Linked DNA regions of Mus musculus: region 2 is linked to region 1. A link is a contact called in ENCODE Hi-C or POLR2A ChIA-PET data. All regions are on one chromosome and are shown on one strand. The core of a region is the stretch at or near the end of the contact, and the rest is flanking DNA. Distances in the headings are between cores, read along the strand shown. Region 1 overlaps Myom1 (myomesin 1). Region 2 has its middle 4.5 kb from the start of Lpin2.

The links. Hi-C counts contacts between places; a loop is a spot of excess contacts on that map. ChIA-PET counts read pairs that join two places held with the same protein, here RNA polymerase II (POLR2A).
Region 2: a map of v-Abl transformed pro-B cells shows a loop between it and region 1 (2.7-fold over the local background). The contact joins two enhancer-like sites. A Hi-C loop is called at or near these places in 4 of 37 maps with a recorded cell type or tissue (CH12.LX, T-helper 17 cell and v-Abl transformed pro-B cells). POLR2A ChIA-PET finds 5 or more read pairs at or near these places in 1 of 5 experiments (Patski).

What each region holds. Positions count from the first base shown.
Region 1 is chr17:71,091,858-71,096,753 of GRCm38, reverse strand. Myom1 (myomesin 1) reads right to left here. Exons shown (of 37, transcript NM_001083934.1): 21 at 4,540-4,654. Among named protein-coding and RNA genes, the nearest start is that of Myom1, 75 kb to the right of the region's middle. Within about 2 kb of position 2,977, at least 1 of the 3 ENCODE cell types and tissues checked has a DNase peak (open chromatin) inside an H3K27ac peak, as active enhancers do.
Region 2 is chr17:71,176,624-71,181,519 of GRCm38, reverse strand. No RefSeq gene overlaps it. Among named protein-coding and RNA genes, the nearest start is that of Lpin2, 4.5 kb to the left of the region's middle. Within about 2 kb of position 2,804, at least 1 of the 3 ENCODE cell types and tissues checked has a DNase peak (open chromatin) inside an H3K27ac peak, as active enhancers do.

The DNA.
Region 1 (4,896 bases), core at 1,728-4,227:
AGGTGAAAGGGCGAGACACTTTCCTTAACGCTGGGTTGGAAAGGGGAACCAAAGACTGCAATGATTTTTTTCAGGAACTCCTTCTGAATCTGTTTAAGAACATGAAAATTCACCTCCTACACCAGGAGATTTGAGTAGAGAGAGAAAAAAAGTGAGAGATTACTTTGTCCTGACAAGGTGTTACAGGTTGTCCTGGGGCTACAGAGATGGCTCAGTGGCCATGTTTTATAGAGGATCTGAGTTTGGTTCCCAACACTCACAAAAGGCAACTCACAACTGACTGTTCTCTGGCTCCAGGAGATCCAACACCTTCTCTAGACTTCACAAACACCTGCACTCATGTGCACAAAGCCCCCCTCCCCCTCCTCCCTCCCCTCTCTCTCTTCCCCTTCCCTCATGCATGCATACACACAAACACACAGTTAAAAATAAACCCTTAAGAAAAAAAAAAAGTTGTCTCCAGTCAGCTCTTCAACCTCAAATGTCCTCAAATATTAAGGATAAAAATCCTTAATATAGACATGGGGAATGTGATCTCACAGATGATATTGCAATGCCCCCCCCCCCAGACATTGGGAACTCTCGGGATGATAATGGGCTAAGAAATGGTCAGAGATAACATGAACTACTTGAAAATGAACTGATCCTATCCCGATTTTCTCTTTCTTAAAACTAAAAGTAAATAGATGAACAACTTAAAAGATTAAAACTCAGTGAGCTGTTTACTTTTCTGCCCATCTCATAACAAGATATAATTTTAAAGTCTTTTACATGGGCGGTATCCTAAGCTTTATTGTCCTGCTTCATGTACATATGTGCACAAGGATGACATACGCCTGGCTTTTAAACCCTCAAAAGAGGAGCAGAATATCAAACAACAGTGTGCCAACTGTCACCAGTGGCTCCCATCTCTAAGCTGTCTTATTTATTTATATTTATCACACTCAACTGGCCTACTATCTTGGTACCTACCCTGTGGCCTCCACTAGACTCGGCTTTCCCAGCTCAACCGTCACAACCATGTGAACAACAAGATGCCTAGGATGAAGGGCACACACTGATGCTACGGGAGTCATGCTGCTCAAGTCACGGTAGTTGTTATTGTTCAAATATGAAATGTCCCTTATAGGCTCGTGTGGTGATGCCTGGTGGTAGCAGTGTTGGTTGTGGTGATTCTTGTGGTACTACTTTGGGAAGCCCAGGGCCCTCTGGAAGTAGGGACTATGCTGAGGATATAAGTCACTGAAGATGGTCTCCTGCCCCTTTCTTCCTCTTTGCTTCCTGTCTGCTACAACATGAGCTGCTCCACCATGTCTTCCTTGCATGGTTGACTAAAACCTCTCAGACCACGAGGTCAATGAATCTTTCCTCCTTTGAAGATTATGTCCGATAGCTGCCACCACTGAGAACTGTGTGCTGGGGTCCAAGGGACAGTTAGGAAGCAGGTATGAGAGCAGTTTTCTTAATTAGCCACTAGTGCTCATCTTCAGAGGAAGCCAGCCTCCTGCCTCAGAATCCCTTAGAGTCCACCCTGAGGCCCCTTGTCCACCTTTGCCTTCTCAGGGCCTTACTAGGTGCTGCATCAACCAAATTGTAGACATTCAGCTGTTAGCTAAATCCCAAGTCATTTTTCTTTGGGAGAATGTAGTCTCCTAGCCTGCTCTGCTGCTTGGGCCCAGCTCCTACTTGAGGCCCTGCTTGGTGTCTGGGGGGCGAGGGGAAGGAGTCTCCTGCCCATCACCTGACTCTCCCACCTGCTACTCTGTTTCTCTGACAAGAATAACTACAAGCTGCACCGCTAACCAGTTAACCTCCTGATCACCTGCCAGGCCAGGTCTCTTTTATTCCCTATCTGATCTGGCTCACCTGGCCTCCACTTCCATTGCTGCTGTGATACAATCAACCAGACACTGTTTAAAAGTGTCAAGCATCAAGAAAAAAAAAAATGTCTTTTTAGGCACCACCAAATTTACACTAAATAGTTCTAACCTCTTCTTTCTGAGGGTTTCTTTAGCTAACAGCTGTCTTGGGAAATCACCACAGGCACACTTGGTCTGTTGTCTGGCTTCTCATTACCAACACAATTGGACTTTGTAGCAGGGCTGGACAACATCTCCTTGGAGCTTCTTTGACTTCAAAGGGAGGCTGATGATCCTACTGACTCCAGTGGATTAAGTGAACTTTCAGCTGAAGTCTAATTACAACCGAGGTATCTTGTTCAGTGTACTTTCAGTGTGCTGTTACTTGAGAAGCCGTATTTTTACCGGAGATTTTAATAATGTATTGCAAATGAAGGTGTTTTTCTCAAATAAAGGCCAAGGGTTTCAATGATCTGAACAGAATCCAGAGTACTTTCTCGCTAAGGGTTGCAAGTTTCACACCCAAAGTCTTGAAATTGATAACATTTCTCTCCTTCTTCCTTCTATTCGTTCTAACATAAAGTCAGCAAAACAATACACTTAACACTTAGAAATGGAATGAGGAAATTACGTAAATTTTAGTCTACATTTAAGTTTTGTTAGCCAGCAACTAACAAAACCTTGAATCCTAGCTCCTAGCCTATTTGGCTTTGCAGTTTGTACAGAGGTCTACCTTAGCTCTCACCATACCAAGCTGTAAACTCTGTTGATGATCCCATGTGATCATAAACCTAACCAGCCTATCCCAGGGCACATACAGGACCTGCCACGCAGTATCATGTTGCAAGAAACTCATGTTGCAAGAGTGGCCATGCCTGCTGACTAGAAACCGATTCCAAACATCACAGGGAAGCATTTTGGCTTTGTGTGCCCGAGGATTCTTTCCTAAGCTGTGAGCGGCTAAGTGTATTCATGTCTGCAGCTGTTAACTTGAGTTACATCCCAAGAATGGAATGGCCATAGATGTGACTTTTGGTGCTTTTCCAAATCAGGAACACGGAACTTGTGTTCAAGAGGTCCACAGCCAGCCCCCAATGATAGTCATGCTAACACGGCATCTGGCTGGCAGCCTGCCATTAGGAAGGTCCTGACTTATTTGGGAACCTATAGCTTAACAGGTGCTTTGTTCTAGATGGGCAGTTCCCTGATACAGTAATCTAAATGTTCTCTGAGGGGTAGATACTGCACATGAACCCATATAAATGTCTATTGGATACCACTGATGTTCACAGCTGAAGAGTCTGACCCCAAGACACCTGTACGCGTGCGCACTTATACATGCCCTGCTGTCTCTGTGTAGCTGGTCATGTGCGCACTTATACATGCCCTGCTGTCTCTGTGTATCTGGTCATGTGCGCACTTATACATGCCCTGCTGTCTCTGTGTAGCTGGTCATAGCATTTTCATCTTTCTTTGGGAATTTTGCAAAGGTTACTATGAAGTGTAGAATTAGCTGCCTCATCCTGTAAAGCTCGATTTTGTCCAATAAATACCTACCAACGGGTTTAGGAGGAGACAAAAGCAGTCATGAAGAAACAGGAAGCAGCGGGCAGACTTGGGAGAGTACGCTGCTGATATTTTTCAAGTAATAAAAGGAGTAGAAATTTCCTGTTTACAGTGTTCTCATCAGGAAAATAAATATGACTTTTTCTCTTTGCCCTGTGTTTGTTTCGTTTCTGAAAACAGGCACACAAAAGCAAAGGCCCTTTATGCTAGAATGTTTTTTTTTTTTTAGAAAAGTAACCGGAAAATAATTTTTATCCTTTACTGTTACTCGTACTTCAGTGAACAGAAATAAAACTTTTAAAACAGAACAAATTGAACAGGAACGAGATCATCATTTTCGTGTTGTTGGCTGATGAAACACATGGTGAGCAAAATCAAAAGAAGATTAATATTTCAAGGTATGAGAGCATAACGTGGAACTCAAATTTGATAGTGGGCAGACTATATGTTATTATTTATGTGATATGCAGAATGCATAATATTACATGCTGCATGTATGGGATGCACATGAAAAGGCTTTGTTGGAGCACAGCCACGTCTGCTCATGCCCTGGCAGGCCAAGGAGCTGGAACAAGGACCATGAGGCTGAGAAGCTGAAAATACTACCTTGCCCTTGATGGAAAGTATGCTGACCTCCAGTTTAACTTCAGAGCTAGATTTGCATACATCTTAATCTGTATAAGGGACGTGCCCACTTCCTGGGATATTCCAGGTCCTTCTGTGATTGTAAAGTATCAGGGCTAACGGCCAGGTTAAATTGGAGCAGCCTGGTATGGGTACACACTTAAGTTGGTTCAGACTATGAAGCGCTTAGGTATTAACCACAGTACCTCCTAGACCGCTTCAAACCTGGCTAATCCCAGATCTGAGGATCCTTTAAAGGAATACATGACTTTCCCATGCTAAGGGTATATTTGTTAACTACTCAGACAGCACCTACAGAGAATGAAGAAAGGTAGGGTAAAGTGGCTTCAGGATCTTACTTACACAGGTAACATATTTTCCCCACTTTGGTACTTGGTGAACCCTGGTTCCTGTGTACCATAGTAAAATGTGCTATTTCCAAGTGGTACCCCAAGCCAGAGATAAATATTAATGAAAAAGTAGGACCCACCTGGACGTGTTTCAGCCACAACAGGTCCAGCAAGGTCTGAAGGCTTTCCAACGCCTGCCTGGTTGACAGCACGTACACGGAACACGTAGCTGGTACCCTCTTTGAGGCCTTGCACCTGGAATAAGCAGGTTTAGAAATAATGAGCATCTTATGTCACACATGCATGTGTGTTCTTTCTCTTTAGGTACCTTAGCAGAGGATGGCCTAGTCAGCCATCAATGGGAGGAGAGGCCCTTGGTCTTGCGAAGATCATATGCCCAGTACAGGGGAATGCCAGGGCCAGGAAGCAGGAGTGGGTGGGTTGGGGAGCAGGGCAGTGGGAGGTTATAGGGGACTTTCGGGATAGCATTTGAAATG
Region 2 (4,896 bases), core at 1,555-4,054, 85 kb before region 1:
ACTTCCTGTTCCCTCTGTCTCTTACAATCGGTCTGCCTCCTCTTCTTCCACATGATTCCTGATCCTTGGGAGCAGGATTTCTGTGGTAGATATATTGGTTGGGGCTAGTGATGGGCCAGCCTGACTCCATCTGAGTGATGGAAGCCATTTTACTATAAGGTCAGAAGAAGTTCAGTTCTGTTTGCTGAAATTTTCATGATTTTTTTTTCTTTACAGCTGAGTAATATTCCATAGTCTTATCTGTAGCACATTTTCACAGCTGAGCAATATTCCATAGTCTATCTGTGGCACGTTTTCATTAGTCTTTCATCAGTAGAAGAACAGTCAGGTTGTTTCCATTTCCTAGCTATTGTGAATAGAGCATCAGTGAAGAGGGCTGAGCAGCTTTCTATAGAGTAAGATGTGGAATTCTTTGGAACTATGCTGAGGAGTGGTCTAGCCCTGCCCTCAGATGATGAACTATTTCTGAAGATTCTGGAAACTTTAGGAGATGAGACTAAACTCGAGGAAGTAAGTTACTGTAGCGCGTGGAGACATGTCACCTCTGACTGCTTCCTGTCTTGCTTTCTGTTTCCTTCCATACATGAAGACCTGGGTTTACTCTCCAGGATCCAGATGAAGATGCCACACATGTTTACACTAGATTATAATCCCCAGGGTCTTAGTTATACTCAGTCTGCAGTCCAACCAGCCCAACAATGGGCAACTGTGATTGGGAAGTCAAGAGTCTAGGAGTTGCTCAGTCCCACAAGGGTCGCTGTTTCAGCTGGTCTTCTGTATGAGCTGGAAGACTGAAGAAATAGATTCCCACAGATGTGCTGACAAGTAAGCCTAAGCAGGAGAAGGAGGAGAAAGGGGAGTAGGAAAAGAGAGAAGAGGAAGAGAAGGAAGAGAAGAAGAGCGGCATAATCTTATTTACTGGCAAGGCTGTCTCTGTTTATCTGGTGCCTATTTTTAATTTTCCCAAGTAACGTTCTTCACAATTAAGAAGTGGAATAGGATGCTTTGCTAAACTATTATTAAAATGTTTCTAGGTAGTACCTGAACTCACTGTTGTTGGGTAATGTAAGAAAAATAAAAAATAAAAGTCCAAAATGACGGTTGCTAAGGTCTTGCATGATATCCTACTACAGTGGCTCATCGATTTAAATTTTGGAAAATGGGTGTTTTGAATATGATTAGGCCACAGTTTTCATTATAAGCATGAACGTTATTTCAGCTAGTAGTTACTTAAGGTGTTTTCTGTGTCAAAGCCTGGTTCCTGAGAGTTTAAAAAAAAAAAAAAAAAGAAATGGTGGGCATCTTCTCCAATCTGATCTTCAGCAAGCTCTCTCTTCCCCGTAACCGTGCTCCTAAACTTCTCTGGGTGCCACGTGTGAGTTTGTGGCCTCAAATAGTGGACTTCAAAATACATGAAAACCACTCATAAAGGGCGCCTCAAACATTTAATGAGGTTTAATTTCCACAAAGGTATGTTCCATCCTAATCAAGCACCTGGATGGAGCTCACTAATGTGTGTCAGCTAGCCTCCATGTGAGGTTAATTTGTCTTTATTCTTTCCCTATTCAGGCACAGTAAATCTTAGAAGGATTTAATGAGCTGTGAGATCTGTAAACATGGGCCTCCATCCCCTTCCTTCTTTCTAACTTAGGCAACACTCCCGTTCAAGCTGTCTACTTTTCCCTCGGAGGCTGCATTACCAGGCCCAGCTACCTGGAATAGCATGAAGCTTCTCCCGGGAAAGCCTGTCCCTCCTCCACCCATGATACTGCCCAGGCTAGAGTCACCAAGACCCCTCTCGAAGTCAAACATGGCGGACTCCTTTTGGGACCTGCATCTGGAGAGATGCTCTTGACCACCACTTCCCTGAAGCTCCTTCCTGCTCTCGTTGGCTGAACACCTGGGCAATCTGTGTGCATGTGCTGGGTGGTTTTCACAATGACGTCAGATTCTAGTCCACCCTTTGCACTCCTCTTTGACCCTGGCCCAGAATCTCATATCCCAGCTAATGGCACTACCAACCATTTAGTCATCTTTGTCGGAAACCTAGGGAAGAGTCTCAATTCCGGTACTGTCATCACATGTCCACCCTCCCTACCTCAGCATGTCTACTGTCTAAAGTTCTCTGAAGAATGGCTACCACAGGCACAAGTCATATCCTCTTCAGTTGTCCAATTTGCGACCTCTCCCTAGTTGCAGTAAATCTCTCCATCTCTCTGAAAGTCCAGAAGGGCAAAAGAGCTTTCTTCCCATCCCTCCAGCCAGTAATACTAACCACCCACCCTCGTTTGGGCAGATCTGTCCTTGCCAGTCCTTTGCCTTCAATACAAAGACTGACCTCCCAAGAAGCAGTGCCCCCTTTTGCTCCAGTTGTCTCTCCCGTTCTATGTGCGTCAGCCGGTCCTTCTGCAGTGTGATAACTTTTTAAATATTAGCTTCCACATTTCTCCCTGCACGCTCCTCTTTACAAGAATTCAGCAGGCATGCCACTTGTCTTGGGGAAGTCTGCTGGGGAGATGAGAAGCAGAAGTTGCCTGCAAGATGTTTCCTTCCTGTCTGTTATTTCCCAAACTCTAAAATCACCAAAGCACCCAAGTCAAGAGGGAGAAAATGTGTCTTTCATTCCTGAAAGAGAGCTTTCTCTGGAGTCAGGAGGAAAGCTCCTACACCCTCCTGCCTGGCAGCTCTGAGGACAGGGTGAGGTAGGGAACGAAACTTTAGAAAAGCAGCTTTTCTGTTCCTGGCTTTGATGTTCCCTGGGTCAGATGACAGCCTGGGTTTCCTGCACCGCCACAGTAGACCCAGCTCGTTTTGTAATTATATTCAACGGAGACAGGAGTGACTCAAGTAAGTTCCCACGGCTTGTAACTGGTGGTGCTGAAAGCTATCCTCAGGACTCCGTGACTCTGAAAGCTGTTTTGGGGGGAAGATATACTTTATTTCTAATTAACTCACAAAAGTGTAAATTTTTAGGTGACATAGCATGACATTTCAATACATCTCTAAGGATGTGATGATAATGAAGAAAACTGGCTTGTGTTTAGTTTCTTTGTTTTAGGAACATTCGTGATCTTGTCTACAAGTAATTCTAAGTATGCAATTAATTGACGCCAACCACAGTCAAAACTCTAGAAGTTCTTTCTCCTATCCAGCTACACTCCTGTCCCTATTAGCCCTCCTCTCTCCATTCCCACCTCCCACACACCCTTCGAGGGTTCTGTAGACACTGTGTCCACTTATCCTCCAGTCCTAGAGAGATCAGCATTGGCTTTTAAGTGTAAGTGAGAATGTTCCTCAACCTGTATTTTTAGCCACCAGTTTCCATCACCTTATCTCAGTGGCTTCAACTGCCTTTCCCCAGTCAATGACTCTTTTTTTTTTTTCTTAAGCTTGTAGTTGACCACATAGAGGTAACAACCTTAGCTCTTCTTCTGGGCATACCAGGCAATCAATAAACACTGGAAGAACAATAAAGGTGAGCTTATCTTCCTAGGAATACGCATGTGTAGGGGTCCAGACCACCTCTCCCTCTAAAAGCAAAACAATACAAGTTCACTGCATGGCTCCAGGGACAAACCTTCCTCTGGTGGCAAGGGACTCAAAACAAAACAAAACAAAACAAACACAGATAGAAATCTGGTACTGAGTGATCTGGACTCTCAAAGGGAGACACTATAACACCCAGGAAGCACAGCATGTTTATTATCCAGTTGGACATGGAGCCGGGATTATTGCATACAGCCGGACAAAGAGGAGAGGCCGTTATGTACAGATAAACAAGAAGACAGAGGCTATGGTCTTTAGCTGGATAAAGGAGACAGGTTCTAGTCTTGGTAGAAGCAGCCTCTGTAGGGGAACAGTCTTCAGGCCCTGAATATCTCAAGGGAGAAAGCCACAGCAGACATGTTCTGCATGAATTGTCAACATCCAGACAGAACAAAAGGGAACACGTTGTCATTTCCCTTGGGTCTACAGCTCGGGGTCTTTATACGGCTGATCCCAGAACAACAGCACACACATTCACTCAGGACCCCACGTGTTCAAGGCTTCCTCCATTCCTCACCAAGGTGAAATATGTATAAAATATGTTCCAGAAAAGTCTACAAGTTGTCAATAAACTAAGACAGCAAGACAGGATGGAGACCAGAAGCCAGAAGGCAGAAACTCAGCAGTGGCCTGAAGGGTATTTACTAAACTTGAATTTAAACAATGCTTCCTATAGCCCCAAGTGTCTTAAAGGGCAAAAGGAAAAAACACCCTGTGCTTAATAGATGACCAATAAAAATAGGCCCAGAAACAAAATAAAAGAATGAGGAAAAAATATCAGTTTTTCACAAGCCCACTCCAAAACCTCATGAAAGTTGACACTTGGAAGTCATAAAGCAAGCCTATGAGCATTTTGAAAAATTTGGATCACACTAACTAGAGTCTCTGACAACTGAGACAAGTGACTAGCCTGGTGCTGCGTGGCTGTAATTCTCTTGGGTTCTCTTGGGAGGGAGGCGACTGAGGCCAGCTTGGGTAGAGAGTGAAACCTTATGTCAAATGATAATAAAAATTATTAAGTTAAAATTAAAGAAATAAAAATATGTAAGCAAGCTGGGTGGTAAGCCTGTAGTTAAGGAACAAGGCTGTGTGGAAATGCTGCCATGGTGTGCATGAGGTATTTGATACTATGTATCAAAGCTGAGCAAGTAATCAATGAGAGTTGTAAAATAAACCTTTTTAAATGTAAAGCGCTTACAGGTTATTAAAAAAAACCTGGCAACATAAAGTCCAATAGAAGAAAGTAATGAAGGTCAAATAATATAGCTAGAAACAGCAGACAGCGGAAGGAATACCTGCTCAAGTTTATCTATCTGAGACTCCTAAGTTTACAAACCTTGCAGAAAAACA